Regions from separate parts of the Mus musculus genome. Here regions 2 and 3 are each linked to region 1. A link is a loop called in an ENCODE intact Hi-C map of the cell type or tissue named here. Cell type or tissue: left cerebral cortex. All regions are shown on one strand.

What was found. A loop is a pair of places that touch in the nucleus more often than their neighbours do. Peaks named below come from ENCODE experiments on the same cell type or tissue, not always from the same donor. Only the 100,000 strongest peaks of a DNase experiment are listed, where the experiment ranks them.
Region 2: a loop joins it to region 1, with 2.3 times the contacts of the local background. A loop is called at or near these places in 3 of 42 quality-filtered maps.
Region 3: a loop joins it to region 1, with 2.1 times the contacts of the local background. A loop is called at or near these places in 10 of 42 quality-filtered maps.

The regions. Positions count from the first base shown.
Region 1 is chr6:7,842,462-7,847,461 of GRCm38, forward strand. It overlaps C1galt1 (core 1 synthase, glycoprotein-N-acetylgalactosamine 3-beta-galactosyltransferase, 1), which reads left to right and starts at 2,763. Exons shown (of 4, transcript NM_052993.3): 1 at 2,763-2,933. In left cerebral cortex, a CTCF peak has its summit at 2,060 (motif pointing right); a DNase peak (open chromatin) is centred at 2,166; H3K4me3 peaks cover 3,099 bases; H3K27ac peaks cover 513 bases.
Region 2 is chr6:8,040,555-8,045,554 of GRCm38, forward strand. The region is part of intron 27 of Col28a1 (collagen, type XXVIII, alpha 1); the gene reads right to left. Among named protein-coding and RNA genes, the nearest start is that of Gm35384, 43 kb to the left of the region's middle. In left cerebral cortex, no CTCF peak of the experiment used is centred here; a DNase peak (open chromatin) is centred at 2,958.
Region 3 is chr6:7,730,444-7,735,443 of GRCm38, forward strand. No RefSeq gene overlaps it. Among named protein-coding and RNA genes, the nearest start is that of Gm46950, 8.7 kb to the left of the region's middle. In left cerebral cortex, a CTCF peak has its summit at 2,798 (motif pointing right); a DNase peak (open chromatin) is centred at 2,804.

The DNA of each region.
Region 1 (5,000 bases):
AAGTTCATCAAGGAATTGTTTATATCAGTAAGGACTTGGGGTATATCCTTTCATGAGAAAAGAATATGTGTCAAATACATAATTTGTGAACTAGTATGCACTCTTGTGAGATATTTTTTATTTTAGTTTTAGAGAAATGTTTAAAAGAAAACAAGACAGAACTTTTTGATTATTACATTATTTCATCCTATATCTGTACAACTTATCTGCATTTTTGTTTGGCTTACATGCTTTGAATCTGCATATGCATGTATTGTTTTCATAAAACAGTGACTCTTTTAAAAAAAAGAACACCAAAAACCTAAGGAAGGGAGTGGTCATTTGACCAATATTGTTTCTATTTCCATTCCTTTTTGCCTGTGATTTTGCTAAATATGACTATGCCTAAACTTAGAACTTATCCTTGGGGGTGTTTCTTATCTTTGTTAAAATGATGTTATTCTTTAGTCATTATAACTCTTAATAGAGTTCGGGACTCATAGAATTCTGAGGTTGGTTTTATATTTAGAACACTTGGACTTCCAGGCAGTTTTCTTTTACATTTATGCATGGCAATTTTTTTTTTTTTGTCTGTGTGTGGTGGAGTTAAGCCTGAGCAGGAGCTGAGAAAAAGAGAAGGATGGAGCTAAGGATGTCTGGGAGAGAAGTTGGAGGGCCATGGACCAGAGAAAGGGCACTCACCTGTTCTTCTTTTCTGGCCTGTCCTATCAGTTTCTCATTCTTTCCTCAATTTTCTCATCTGAAAAGGAGACCTTTGAATTCAAATCCCTAGCTTTGTTTCAAGTTTTAAACTTCCTTTGGAAGAATTTTTTTTGAGGGGGGGGGATTTATTGGTGCCGTTCAGTAGCTTCCTAAAACTACACACAATGAATTGGTTCATCACCTAGATCCCAGCCTACTATGGTTGGAATGTGGCTTTTCTTCCCCAGACTCTGATCTCGATTATCATGTGTTAGAGGGTGAGGCTAAGTAAAAGTGTTGATTTTGTTAGGACTCTCCCCTTACTTACCGAATGAACGACGATGAACGGCTCAATTCTTTCTTGTGACTAATGGATTAATGAATGAATGGGCTATTCAGTGACTGATATAAAATCGAGTTCGGCTAGGTCTCCAATATGCTTTCTGTTTCCTGCCGTGATATCTGGCTGGTTCACGACTTAATAAACAAAAATCACCACACACAGCTCCTTGTCTACAATCATAACCAGAATATACCTGTTCTTTACAACTTAGCATCTATAATAGTAGAGGCAGAAAGTGGATTCAGATAAAGCTTAAATGTCTTATTCCAAAACCCTCACTTTTAATAGCTATGCTGTGGTGTGCTCAGAACTGCATAGTTTGAACATTTATCAAGCAGGGCACAGTGTTTCCATCCGGGGGCCTGGCCTTGCAGATGATGGTTAAGGTCTCTAGATCTTACTTCCACTCCCTGCTGCCTCACCAGGTGGCAACCCACTTCCGTTGCTGCCACAAAGATAGCTTCTTGGTACACAGGACCTTTGCCAAAGCAGAGCAGACGAGTTTGTAAAACTCTCTCTCTCTCTCTTTTTTTTTTTTTTTTTTTTTTGGTTTTTCAAGACAGGGTTTCTCTGTATAGCCCTGGCTGTCCCGGAACTCACTTATTAGACCAGGCTGGCCTCCAACTCCCGAGTGCTAGGCGTGCACCACCACTCCCCGCTGAGTTTGTAAAACTCTTAAGTATTTGCCATAGCAGAACAGAAGTAAAATGCCATTACACACATTCCTCCAAGAGGCTTTCTGTCCGTTGTCACTATATGAGTTCTCTGTTCTTCTGAGGCACACATCTGGTTACAGAGCACTCTTCATTATGCCAAATCTCTTGTTATTAAGGATAGAGGAATGCTGTGAAAGGAAAAGAGGCAAAAAAAAAGGGGGGGGGGGCTAAGATTGGGTTAGAGGTCAGCGTGACGTTGAGGTTTGTTCCACAGACAACAGTTTAAAAGGCAGTTCTTTACTTGTACTCCCTGCTAATTTCGCTTTCTGCTTTCCTGAGAGAATTAGAACACTCAACCTCACCAGAAGGGGGCTAAAAAAACCCTGAGCTCGGGGAAGCCGGGACTTCCCAGCCCACTCCGCAGGAGGGCGGGGCAAACACCCGGCGGCCAATCCCCGCATCCGCAGGTCGCGGTGTCCCCGCCCACTCTGCCCAGGCCCCGCCCTTCCCCGGGGCTGCTGCTGCTGCTGCAGCTGCTGCAGCCGGGACGTCAGCATCTCCGAGACCCCTGGGTGGCGGCTGCGCAGTAGGCGGGCCGTGGTCCAGGCCGCGCGGTCGGGAGGGGCGGAGCGAGCGGCGGGAGCGAGCGGCAGGAGCGCGCGCCGGGCCCGCCTCGGCCGCCGCCGCCGCCGCCGCCGCCGGGAGATGATCTGGGCGGCCGCGGGCGGCCCAGGCTAGCGGCCCCTGCCCGTGCTGCGGCGGGCCAGGGCAGCGAAGGTCGCGGGTGGGGGGTCGTCCTCCTCCCCGCCTCCGGGAGGGGCGAGAGGGAGCCGGGGCTGATGTCAGGGACGGCGGGCGGAGGCGCCCGAGGGCTGCGGGTCCAGGGGCTCGGCTGCCGGCGGCAGGGCGACTGAGGGTTCGGGAACGCCGCCCGGGTCCGCGTCCCCGTCCGCGCCGGCGCGGCCAAACAGGTGTCTCGGGCGGCGGGCGAGCGGCCACCCTCGCGCTCTCCGCGGCCCGGCGTGTCCGGCCCGAGGCGCCCGGGGCGGGCCAGCGCCGAGCGGTCCTGCCCGCCGCCCCGCCCCGGGCCTCCGCGCGCCCGGCGCCCGCCAGCTGTGTGCACTCAGGTGCGGGCACCTTCCGGCCGCAACAGTCCCGAGTGCCCGCCGCCGTTGGACCGTCAGCTTTGTCTGGAGCTGGTCGGTTATGGTTGGAACTTTCCCTGCCCTTCGTTGACTGAGTGAACCAGCCAGGTGTGTTGGGGGCTTGCTACGCGCAGGATTTAAAAAAAAAATGTTTTTTGTTTTTTCTTTTTCCTTTGGTAACAAAGTGTGATGGCTTTCCTAGATGTTGGCTAGTTAAACAAAGTGCTTTGACTTTAGATAGATACTCTTCTAAATTAACTAATTTAAGAGTGAGGATCGGGGATTAATGCTTTTGAGCTCTGTCCACACTTCTTACTAGTGGCGTGGGACTTAGAATATTCTAAGATCCCTTACTTCCTGGAAAAAAAATTTTTTTTTTCCAATCTAGATCTTTGTATTCACGGTATTTCCTTTTAGTACATACTGTCAAAAGATGTATTCTGAGTTAAAAAGTTACAAAGTTAGAACTTCAGTGCTTCAGACTGAGTAGGCAACGCGGAAGGGACAGAAGTTTGGTAATTTGCAGGAAGTTGAGGATAGACCACAGATAGCTCAGCCTGGTGCCAAGAAAAAAATGCTGTGCACACTACAAGTTGTTTGATTCTGGTGGAAGTTTGGATTTGGAAGTGGAAACTTGAGTTTTTAGAAGGTATTTATAAACGGTACAATTTTCCAGTTCCTTATCAGATAAATGTCAGACGAGCCTTGTGCACACGATATTGTGTGCTCTAAGCATTGTATAGCATTTCTGCCAGCTGTAGTATATATTTTTGTCCAGTTTAAATGAATATAAGGTTTGAAGTTACCAAACAGTTAACTCTTTTCACCATATGTTCAGTAAAACTGACTTAGGAAGGCAAGTATGACTCACTGAAAAGTCAGCATTAGTGGACAACTAACTTTAGTGTTTCAGATTTTCTTGAAATTTATGTTTTCCTCTATCTTTTTACTCAGGACTCAGCAGTTTACAAATGCTTTGTGGTCATTTCCCACTTAAACTCCCTCTCCCTACATTGTGCTCTTAAAAAAAAAATCAGCCTACAGTTGTGGATAACTTTAATATCAAGCAGTTTAAAAGTACATATAATGAGTTAATGTTTGGCTAATTGTATTCAAAAGTATGTGCTGTATATTGCTTGTGTGTTGATTTTGCTGAAATGAAAATTGTGTTATTCAGCTTAACTATAAACTCATGATAATATAAAGTCAAATCTTTGGTGAAAGTAGTGGTTGGAATTTTGTTGCAATTTATTTATGAATCAAATGTGAATTGAAATTGTTACCTTAATGCTCCTGTTTACCTATTACATTCAAAAGTTGGCTTTTCGGTACAGATATTTTAAAAGGACTTTGAGATTTTAACAACTAGCTTGAAATAAAAGAAAGATACATGTTTTTAATTACCAAATCTGGTGGGACTAAGGTCTTTTTAAAAATTAAAAATTTAAATTAACATGCCAAGTGGTGAGATTCATATATACGTTGGTCATTATACTTTGGTTTTATTCGCTTAAAGAAAACAAGACTTGCTGCATAAAATGTGAAGTTGGCCTTTTATCTTTCAATCCAATAAGAAACAAATGATAAAGTGTACTTAATTTTTTGCATATAATTGAAATGTCACTCCCCACCTGGTGTTGGGGGTGGGGCGGTGTAAGTCACTCAGCTGCAACTGTTTTTTTTTTTTTTTTTCCTGTTAGGTGTGAAACAGGAAGCTGTTCTTTATGAATCAGGGAGTCCCATTTGAAGGTGGAGACACCAAACAGAAACTTAAAACAAATTATCTTGCACCTGCAGTATGAAGTGTAGTAAGGGCCTGGGGAGGCAGTATTAAAGAGACTCTGGATTTGGAAATCTGACTGTTTTTACAATGAAAGCTGTCTGCTGAAGCACATCTTGACTATGGATGAATTGAAATATATAGAACTCCGTGTGGCCACTTGCATTCTTGTTTGCTATGTTAGTTTTCTGAGGCTACCAACAACGGCCCATTTGAGACGCTGGCAAAGCTGCACTGCTCCAGAGGTTCTAGAATCTACCGTTACTGCAAGCTCTGTGTCTAAGGGTGTCCTTTGCTTTCTTTTACACCACCCCAGCCTCTGCCCCTGTGATCACAAGGCATCGTCTCTGTGTAGCTCTGCAAGCAGGGAACTTGTGAGAAATGCACATTTTCAA
Region 2 (5,000 bases), 200 kb after region 1:
CTACTATGGGGAGCATTTTGACAAAATATAAAATTCTTCCAATGAGAGTCTCACTACTATGATTCTTGTTTAAAAATCTACCAACATTACGGTAATATACACCTTTAATTCCAGCACTCAGGAAGCAAAGATAGGTGGAACTCTGTGAGTCTGAAGCTAGATTCAGCATGTTCTAGGCCAGCCAAGGCTACAAGGCTATATAGAGCAAAACCTTGTCTTAAAAAGAAAAATCGATTGAGTAACCATAATTCTAGCTGGTTACTCTGGGAAACCATTTATTTTGCACAGTAGCTAACCCGATTAAGATTAGTTCCAGTTCACAATCTCATCTGTGAAATACTAAGATTAAACTTTAATATTGTTTCCTCTTAACGAAGCTGGCTGCAATGCTGGCCCCATTTGCAATGAGAAATGATAAATTATAAACATGTGCTCTGACTCTGAAGACTCCCTTTAGAACATGAGTTCATTATTACTAATTCCCAGCCCTACTTTACATACTAACCTTTGAAATAAACATAGCCCATTACTCCATGAGCATAGGAGAGCATGTGTGTAGCAGACATCTCATATTTAAAGAAAAATGCTTTTAACTGAAGTTTAGAGAATTAGACTATTTGTATTTGTAAATTTCATCATGAGGTGAAAATGCTAGAAGCAACTCTACTAGGTATTAAATACATATTAAATAAGGATTAAATAAGTACCATGCCAATGGGTATTAAAATGATGTTGCTGTGTTTGACATCTTCATAAAATCAAGGATCAAGAAATCCAATTCTAGAGGTCAAATCTCTTTCTTTTTTGCTACACACACACTCACACACACACACACACACAAAATTAATTTATTGAGAGAGACAAAGATGTATGTGGAGATCAGAGGACAGCTCATGGAAGTCACTTCTCTCCTTCTACCACTCAAGTCCTGGGATCAAATTGAGGTTGCCAATCTTAATGGCAAGCACTTTTATCCCCTGAAACTTCTTACTGACCTCACTCTATGTTTTGATCTTTTCATTAAACAAAACAAAGGATTTTATATGTCACAGACATTTCTGTCTCCCGCACTTAGACCAATACCTAGCACATAACAGGCTGATTAATATTTGCTCTGAAAGATGGGCAGAATTAAAGATACTGCAGAAAAGTGTAAGGAGGACTTGGTCCTTTTGTAATGAAAAAGTGCTGCATACCAGATATACATTAGGTGTTCTAGACCTAACCATAAAACAAGGCATCTGCTATCTCAGCATCTTGTGGTTAAGCAGAAAACAATCATTTAAAATATAGGAAGTCCTGTGCTAGGATTATCTGAAGTACCATGGAAATCCAAGCAAAGTACAGGCGGAAGGAGACAAAGACTTCCAAAAAAGATGTTATCTACCATGAACCCTGATAACTGAATTAGAGTTGACTGGGTCACAGGGTGTGCTAAGGGGTCCTCCCCAAGAAAAGAAATCAGTTTTCACACAGAACTGCATCCAGGAAATCTGAGATCTCACAGGGAACGTAAAGGTTCTTAGTATGACTAGATCTTTGAGAGCTGAGGAATTGGAAAGACTCAAGTATAGACACCCAGATCAGATATGTGCCTTGCTGACTTTATAAGCTGGTCTCTCTCAATGAAATTATGAAGTATACTACAGAGTGTTTGTTGATGACCAAAAGAAGATAAATACACCTTCATTTCAGGAAAGCCAAATATGTCATGGAACTCTTTTTAACTGTGCCCTACATCTGGTGATTTCACTGACAATATCTCAGTATTTGATGATCATAACTTGAGCAGAGAGGAAAAGTGATAGAGTCCAGTTTTGCTCTTGGCAACTGCATATTAAAATACATATTCAGGTTAGCAGCTTTGTTTTGTTTTATAGTCCAGATAGAAATTTAGTTCAGTGAAGCTCAATAAAGGAAAACCCAGTGGTAGATATGCAATCTGTTTTGTGATTCTAGCATCAATTTTCTTGTAATACAGTGTTCTCTGTTGCATGTTTCCTTTCCTAAGGAGTGTTGTCTGATAGATCTTCAAATACCATTTGCCATTGCCTGAATCCCTTTACTGGTGTCCATACTGCAGCCCTGTCCCTGTGACAGTCTATCTTCAGCAGAGGATCACAGCTTTTTCCAAGAGAAACTCAGACAGTGTCACAAATTTGTTCAAAACACAGCCAGCGGTTCCCAGCTTCACTGTTCAGGAAAGCCAAGGATCTTACAAGCCTGAGTGGCTACATCTCCTTCCCCATCCCATTGCTGTTCCTACCTGAATGGCATTTCTTCTGCTTAGCTTTGCACACTCCAAGCACCGTCTACCTATGGAAATGGCAGAACTCATCTTTCATCCTGGGATGGCCATTCCCAGATCCATCCATTTTACATATCTTTCCATTCTTGTACTGCTTCTTATCCGTCTCTCTCTTTTCTTGTAGTAGGGGTTTTCATCTTCAAATATTTTCTCTAACTTCCTTATTTATTTTATTTATTGCAAACAAGATGCAGTTTCCATAAGGTCCTGAATCTTTACCACTCTTGTCACGATGCATCAAGAACCTAGAATGTTATGCATATTCAAAAACATTATTGAATGAACTGCTGAAATAAAGCTTTGTGCAGCTAGTCAGGATGAGCCAATGGGGTCAGCATCCTTTGTTTTAAGCAGGAAGAGGCGTGGACTTAATAATTTATATATATAAACTGATTTTTTGATATGAAAAATAGAAGCCAATGCTACTTTGAAAAGCGTTTTAGCACAGCTGGTCTTATCACTATGGTGAAAAGTGTATATATGTTATCTAAGTATATACATACCAGAAAAGCACCGAAAATATAATGCTGACTTTATAAAAACCACACTACTAAGGTAATTTAGGAAGGGAAGACAGATGGAGAGTCTGAGGAAGATTAATTTCTTTTTAAAACTAGCATAAAATCAGAACAGAAACTGTTATCTCAACTAAATCCATTTTTCAAAATCAGCAGAAGCCAGTTGGGGAGCTTTGAATAGAGACTAGTATTCCAATAGATGAAAAACTTATTTTCTGCATTTACAGAATAGTTTCATAAACCACAGCAGCGTTACAAAAGCTCCTATCTGTGCCAATGCAGAGGGCTGTAATGAACGTGCAAGCTCTGCTCTTTAAATGTCAGCTCTACAAATAGGAACTTGCCCCTTCCCAAGGCCTAAACTTCCCTCAACAACCACAAAGTCGTGAAAAATCTAAGAAGCCATCTCTCAGCGTCTCATTTCCTTCTAATTAACTAACCTTGGATGGCCCTGAAAAGTGTTAAGATTAGCAGTGTTGAAAGATCTAGTGACAGGCCACTAGCTGTTCTGTAATCTACCAATGATTGGTAAAATTTTGGTCACAGGAATCTTTATGAGTCGGGCCAATCAAGAATTTACTGAATGTATACCTTATGATCATTGGACAGAACCACACCAAACATATAGATCCAATACCCTCAGGTTTATTCCCAGCAAACAAGGCCATTTCTTAATTATTACATGCACTGTGATCCTAATACGCGGAAGTGACAGATTCTGTGACTACGACTAAACATTCAAGAAAACTAAAAATGCTTCTTCCAAAAAAAAAAAAAAAAATCAGTCAATAGGTCAGGTGTATCTACCCATAAAAGCAAAGTAATTATATAACTAAACACCAGGATACAAAGAAAATATTATTTCAAAAGTTTAGAAACCCCCTAGTGACAGAATTCAGTAATTTGAGTTACATGTATATGAGTGACTCATTTTGAGGGTCAAATAGCATAGTTGCAAGGGAAATATTAACACTTTGCATGAAACCTCTATATGTTTATTCAAGTATTCATTGCTTCATTTATTCATCAAGCAAATATTTATTAGTGACCAACTCTCTACTGGACACTCTTTTAGGTACTAGGGACTAGAAGCGCAGATCAAAGGAACATGATTTCTGCTCTCGTGGACTTCCTTTTACTAGAAGAGGACAGGTTATAAATCAAATGAAACAAATATCTTCAGAGGGTGATATCATCATTAAAAACAATAAAGCAGGATAATAGAATGACCCGGAATTCTGAAAAGAGAAGAGTGTGTGGTCAGGGATGGTGTTGCTATGGAGATCATTCTTCAGCTAAGGCTTGTATGAAGAGAAGAAGCTTGTCATGTCAAATGCCACGGCAGATGGAACAACAGAGCAAAGACTCAAGGGAAGGGGTAAGTTTGTTGTCAGAACCCGGATGAAAAACCCTGATCCTGCTGGGTGCAGAGAGAGAGAGAGAGAGAGAGAGAGAGAGAGAGAGAGAGAGAGAGAGAGAGATGCACAGTCACATAGGAAACAGGATCCACGGAAGAGCTTCCAGCTGTTAGCATTGTTTATGTTCTCAGTTGAGAAACATTCTGGGCTGACAATGGAAGCCTTTTAAGTGAGGAAGTAGTATAGAGTAAATTCTTTCCCTAATCAGATTTTCTTTTTTTTCTTTTGGTTTTTCGAGACAGGGTTTCTCTGTATAGCCCTGGTGGCTGTCCTGGAACTCACTCTGTAGATCAGGCTGGCCTCAAACTCAGAAATCCACCTGCCTCTGCCTCCCGAGTGCTGGGATTAAAGGTGTGCGCCACCACGCCCAGCTACCCTAATCAGATTTTACACAGCTAAAAAAGATTTTCCAGGGGACTGGAAAGCAGACTAGAAAAGTATCGCTCACAGAACACTATGACTCAGGAAGATGAGACAAGAAAACGTTAAAAGGCAAATCGGTACTCTAAGGTTCACGGAAGCCCAGGGGAAGAAAGATTGGACCAAAAAATGTGTCAAAAGCCATATGCCAGAAAAATCTCCATAAATAATAAAAGATACTAGTCTAAAAATCAAGAATTCTATTAAATATACATCTAAATACACAATCTATAGCTAAACACCAAATTAAAAAGAAAGAGAAAAAAAAAAACTCTCCAAAAAACATAGAGAAAAGGACAAATTACCAAGGGGGGGGGGGAAACAGACTGATGAGTA
Region 3 (5,000 bases), 110 kb before region 1:
AAGAACCAAGTTGTAGATCACAATGAGCCCTTAAAGAACGCTAGCCATTAACCAATACTCAAAACAAAGCAAAGACAGTCTGTGGGGTAGCCAACATCAAGCCTATTTTCTGTGGGTCATGCAGTCAGAGGTTAGGTCTTTTGGAGGACAGAAGTGGAGTTGACAGCAAGGTCAAGATTTACAAAGAATTCCAAGTGTGATCTAAGACAGCTTCCTTAAAGTAGAAAGGAAGGGTTATGGTTGGGCAAGGCTCATGAGGGAGAGGCAGGATTGGTGGAAACACCACAGTGAGGGGTTGAGGCAAGAGATTAAAATGATCTTAGATGCAATTTGCCTTTAGATGTTTTCTAAAGATGAGCTGTGCTACTTTCCTATGGTTGCTGTGTCAGCACAGCACAAACTGTGACTTACACGCAGAAAGAAAAGAAAACGATTAAACTTATTGGATCAGAGCTCCTAATATTGAGGAATCAGTAGGATTCCGTTGCTTTGGAGGCCGGAGAGAAAATGCTATTTCTTTGTATGCCCCAGCTTCTAGAGACGACCCATATCCCAGACTCACAGCCAATTCCTAATTCACCTTCAGCTTCTGTTTCTGTCATCCTTGTCCTCAAAGGCTTCTGCTTTCTGCTCACAGTGACTCTAAGAATCGCCTGGGGCCCACCCACACAGTTCTGAGATAGTATCTCCATTTCAAGATCTTTAACGTACGTATATCAATCTAATCAAGGTCCCTTTTGCTGTAAAAGCCAGGACACTCACTGTGCAGAGGAAGAGTACAAAGTACTTAACCTGACACTTTAGCATGAGGTTTAGTTTGAACAGAAAGCCACTAAAATGAGGGAACAGGAGGAAAACGCTCTGTACACACACACACTCACACACTCACACATACACAGATACACACACACATACACACCCTGTGCCACACAGCGGATTATAAATTTCTCTTTTCCAGGTGCCCCGTATGCATACACATTTCTTTTTTTTTTTTTTTTAACACTCTTTTTTCCCCGAGACAGGGTTTCTCTGTATATCTCCGGCTGTCCTGGAACTCATTTTGTAGACCAGGCTGGCCTCGAACTCAGAAATCCTCCTGCCTCTGCCTCCCAAGTGCTGGGATTAAAGGCATGCACCACCACTGCCCGGCTTGCATACACATTTCTAATATCAAGAACTGGATACAATGCTACCACCAAAGATACCAAAGAAGCTACTAAGGGTGATCTGTGGCAGGCCAGGAAGGCTGGGAAGATCTGAGGAAAGGGAAGGAACCCTGCATTCAGGATCTGATTGAAGCCTGTCTCTCCTACCAAACAGCAAGAATTCTAGTACAGTTCCCAACTGCTTAAGACCTTTCTCCTTTCACACAGCTGTAGACCTGAAGTTTCTAGAAAGTTTTCTCTTGTCCCCATTTACAGAGGACAGAGACTAACCCCTCAGGTGATTCTGGTGGCTTCCTGCTTTTCCTTTATCAGATTGCAATTCCATCTGAATCACCTCTGAGCTTCCAGCTACCACAGATCTCTCACAGAAAGGGGAAGAGGGGGAGGAGTGGGTTCACATTGTAACTGGAGAGCCACCATAATGCTGTACGTGGCCAATGCTTACTGTTCCAGGAGGAGGCCTACTGCACTTGGCTCAGTCCTGTATCATAATACCTTTAATAAAATGTCCTTCCCTGTTCCCGAGAGTCCTAAAATGACATACACTGTTGAATCTTGGTTTGACTTGGGTTGAAGCCCGTAAATGTCTAGGGGAACCCTTCGGGCTGATGAGAGTGGCAGTGTGAGTCTGGGTGTCTGTCCTATCACTGTTGACATAATGTAAAGCTTTGTTTTCTATGGTTTCCATTATCTAACCTCTCCACACGCTATCTTTGGAAACCTACAGTACTTTCTGTCATCTTCTCTTGCTGCTTTGAGGGAGAACTCCTGGAAAGAAGCGGTCTGCAGAGACTGACTGACTAATGTCAGTCCTGTGGGGGTGGGGGTGGGGGTGGGGTGGGGGTGGGGGTGGGAATGTTACAGGTCCAACGGCTACTTAGTTTATCTTAGGCTTGCTTTAGTCACAACTCCTAACAGCCATTCCTTGCTCACCTGTGTCAGAACTAACATCCTGTGACTAACGGATGAAAACCTTGGGAATCTATTAACTGAGTAGGCCCCTAGCTTGCACCAACTCCAAGGCTAAGAATGTCATCCGACAGCGTCTGAAGACGTACAGAAAGGACGACCTCCAAGCTTGCTGTAACCGCCTCTCTAAAGTACCCCTCCATGTGTTTCCAACTCGCCTTGATTTATGACTTTGTTCTGTAAATCTATAAATGTTCATGAATCTGCTTCCACTTTGAAGCAAGTAGTTTGGGGTGGCTTAAATCTGAATTCCTAGCCTTGGTCACTCAAAATGGCCCCAGAGTAAACCATCTTAGCCCCTTAAAGATGAAAGCTGTGGCTGTGGCACCAGCAGTTATGGTGCCACGGCATTCTAACAATGCCCCACTTTTCACTGGAGGAATTACCCGATTGGAAGCCAGCTGTGTGCATGGACCCACTGAGGCCAGGCTATTTGGTGTTATTTCCTCAGGCAGATTGTTGGTGTGATTTTTCTCCTGGGGCTCTGGTTGGGCTTCTAGTTTGGTTGGCAGTACATTTTCCCCAAATTACAAATTATAAATGTGACACAAACCAAATTCTTATATTCTACTTTTTTAAACCGTTAGACAAGTGTTTCCTATCGAAATTTACGTCCCTCAAGTCAGAATGCCTTGCATGAGACTGTGCAATAAAATCACTGCCCACCAGGTGGCAGTCATGGTACAGTAGCTCTCAAAGACTGGCGTTGATTGGGGAGTTGCTCAACGTTTAAACAGAGTTGCCATCTGACCCAGTAATTCCATTCTTAGATTTATACGCAGGAAAGTGTAAAACACATGTCTATACAAAAACTTGTACATGAACGCTTGTGACTATTAACGGTAGTCAAAATGTAAAGTACCCAGTGTCCAGACACTAAGAAGGCCATAAACAAAATATGGTATATACAAAGGGAAGGGTGTTACTCAGCCACAAAAATGAACAAAGTGCAGATTCATGCTGCAGCATACATGAACAATGAAAACATTATACTAGGCAGGAGCCAGACAGAAGAGGTTCAGGTTGTGTTAGTCTATCTATATGAACTCTGTTCGCAAAGTAACAGAGACAGAAAGCTGGCTAATGAGTGCGGAAAGCTGGGCAGAAAGCATAGGAAATGACTTTCTTCTTCAGGTGATGAACAATATCATAAAGTTAGTTGTTAACACCTTTGGGAAGATGCTAAACCTACTACACTGTACAGTTTAAACAGCAAATATTATGTGTGAAGGATGGCATAGGAAACACAAGACTTAACAAAACAGTCATAAAGCCACTGTTGCAATGGGGTTGGAGTGGGGGTGTCCATTAAAATTAAGAAAATGCCACCACCAACGTGTCTCAATAGCACAAAATGTGTGGGGAATACTATTTTGAGCATTAGCGAGTCACTATATGACATAGACACATAATGCCTATACTGTCTGGTTTTATGTGTCATCACATGTCAGAGTCACCAGAGAGAAAGGAGCCTCAGTTGAGGAAATGCCTCATGATATCTAGCTGTAAGGCATTTTCTCAATTAGTGATCAGTGGGGGAGGGCCCCATCGTGGATGATGTTATCCCTGGGCTAGTGGTCCTTGATTTTATTAGAGAGCAGGCTGAGCAAGTCATGAGTAGCAGGCCAGTAAGCAGAACCTCTACGGCCTCTGCATCAGTCCCTGCCTCCAGGTTCCAGCCTGGCTAAGTTCCTGTCCTGACTTCCTCCAATGAAGGACAATGTGTAAGCCGAATAAGCCCTTTTCATCCCAACTTGGTTTTTGGTTATGGTGTCTTCATTGCAGCAATTCAAGCCCTAACCAAAACAATGACCAAAGGTTATAAGTTACAGTTGGCTTCTACTTCATTTCCAGAGCACAGCTAAGCAAGAGATGGTCCATAAGTCAAATCACAAATTACCCAGAAATTAAGAATTTACATTTTAAGGGTTGAAAGTAGCAAGAGAATTGTATGAAAGTCAAATTTTAGGATCTACAAATAAAAGTTTATTGGAACACAGCTGTGCCCATTTTGTGTGAGAATGACAGGTATTCTAGTTTGTTTCTCTGTTGCCATGGTAAAATACCAAAATAGCTTGTGGGGGTGGCTATTTGGCTCACAGGTTACAGTTCATCTTTGAGGGAAGCCGGGGAAGAAACTTAAAGGAGACACCATGGAAAAATCCTGCTCGATACCTCGTTTACTTGGCTTGCCCAGTTACCTTCCTTTAATCCCAGCACTTGGGAAGCAGAGGCAGACAGATTTCTGAGTTCCAGGCCAGCCTGATCTATAGAGTGAGTTCCAAGACAGCCAAGGCTACACAGAGAAACCCCGTCTCGAAAAAACAAAAACAAAAAAAGAATACTTGTGAAAAATACCAGTGCACCTCACTGTGTTTGCGTCTTTCCTGCTTCCTTTGAACAAATAAGCCAAATCATCCACACTATGCTAACATTTGCCTTCCTGCTCAATTAAGATTCTATTGTTTCTGTGTTTCTTACTGATTTAAATGAGCACAAAGGCCTGGGGTGGGTGCCCTTCCAGCTGTTTGCTCATATCATATCTGTTTCCTCCTCTTCTTCTTCCTCCTCCTCCTCTTCCTTTTCTGCCCTCTAACTGAGATCCTCCTGCCTCTACCTCCCAAGTACCGGGATCCAAGGTGTATACCACTACACCCAGCTATATAGTTTTTCTTCAGCCTGGGTTAACAGACAGTGTTTATTCTTCTCTTTCATATCCTTCAGACCTTTGAGTATGCAAAAGTCTGACCCTGAACTATGACTCTTGGAACCTGAGCTGTCTCAGAAGGACCTGAGGGCCTTTAGCCCTAGCTTCCCAGTAAGGCTGCTTCCTTACCATGACCTCTTGTTTATCCCTTCCTGTTT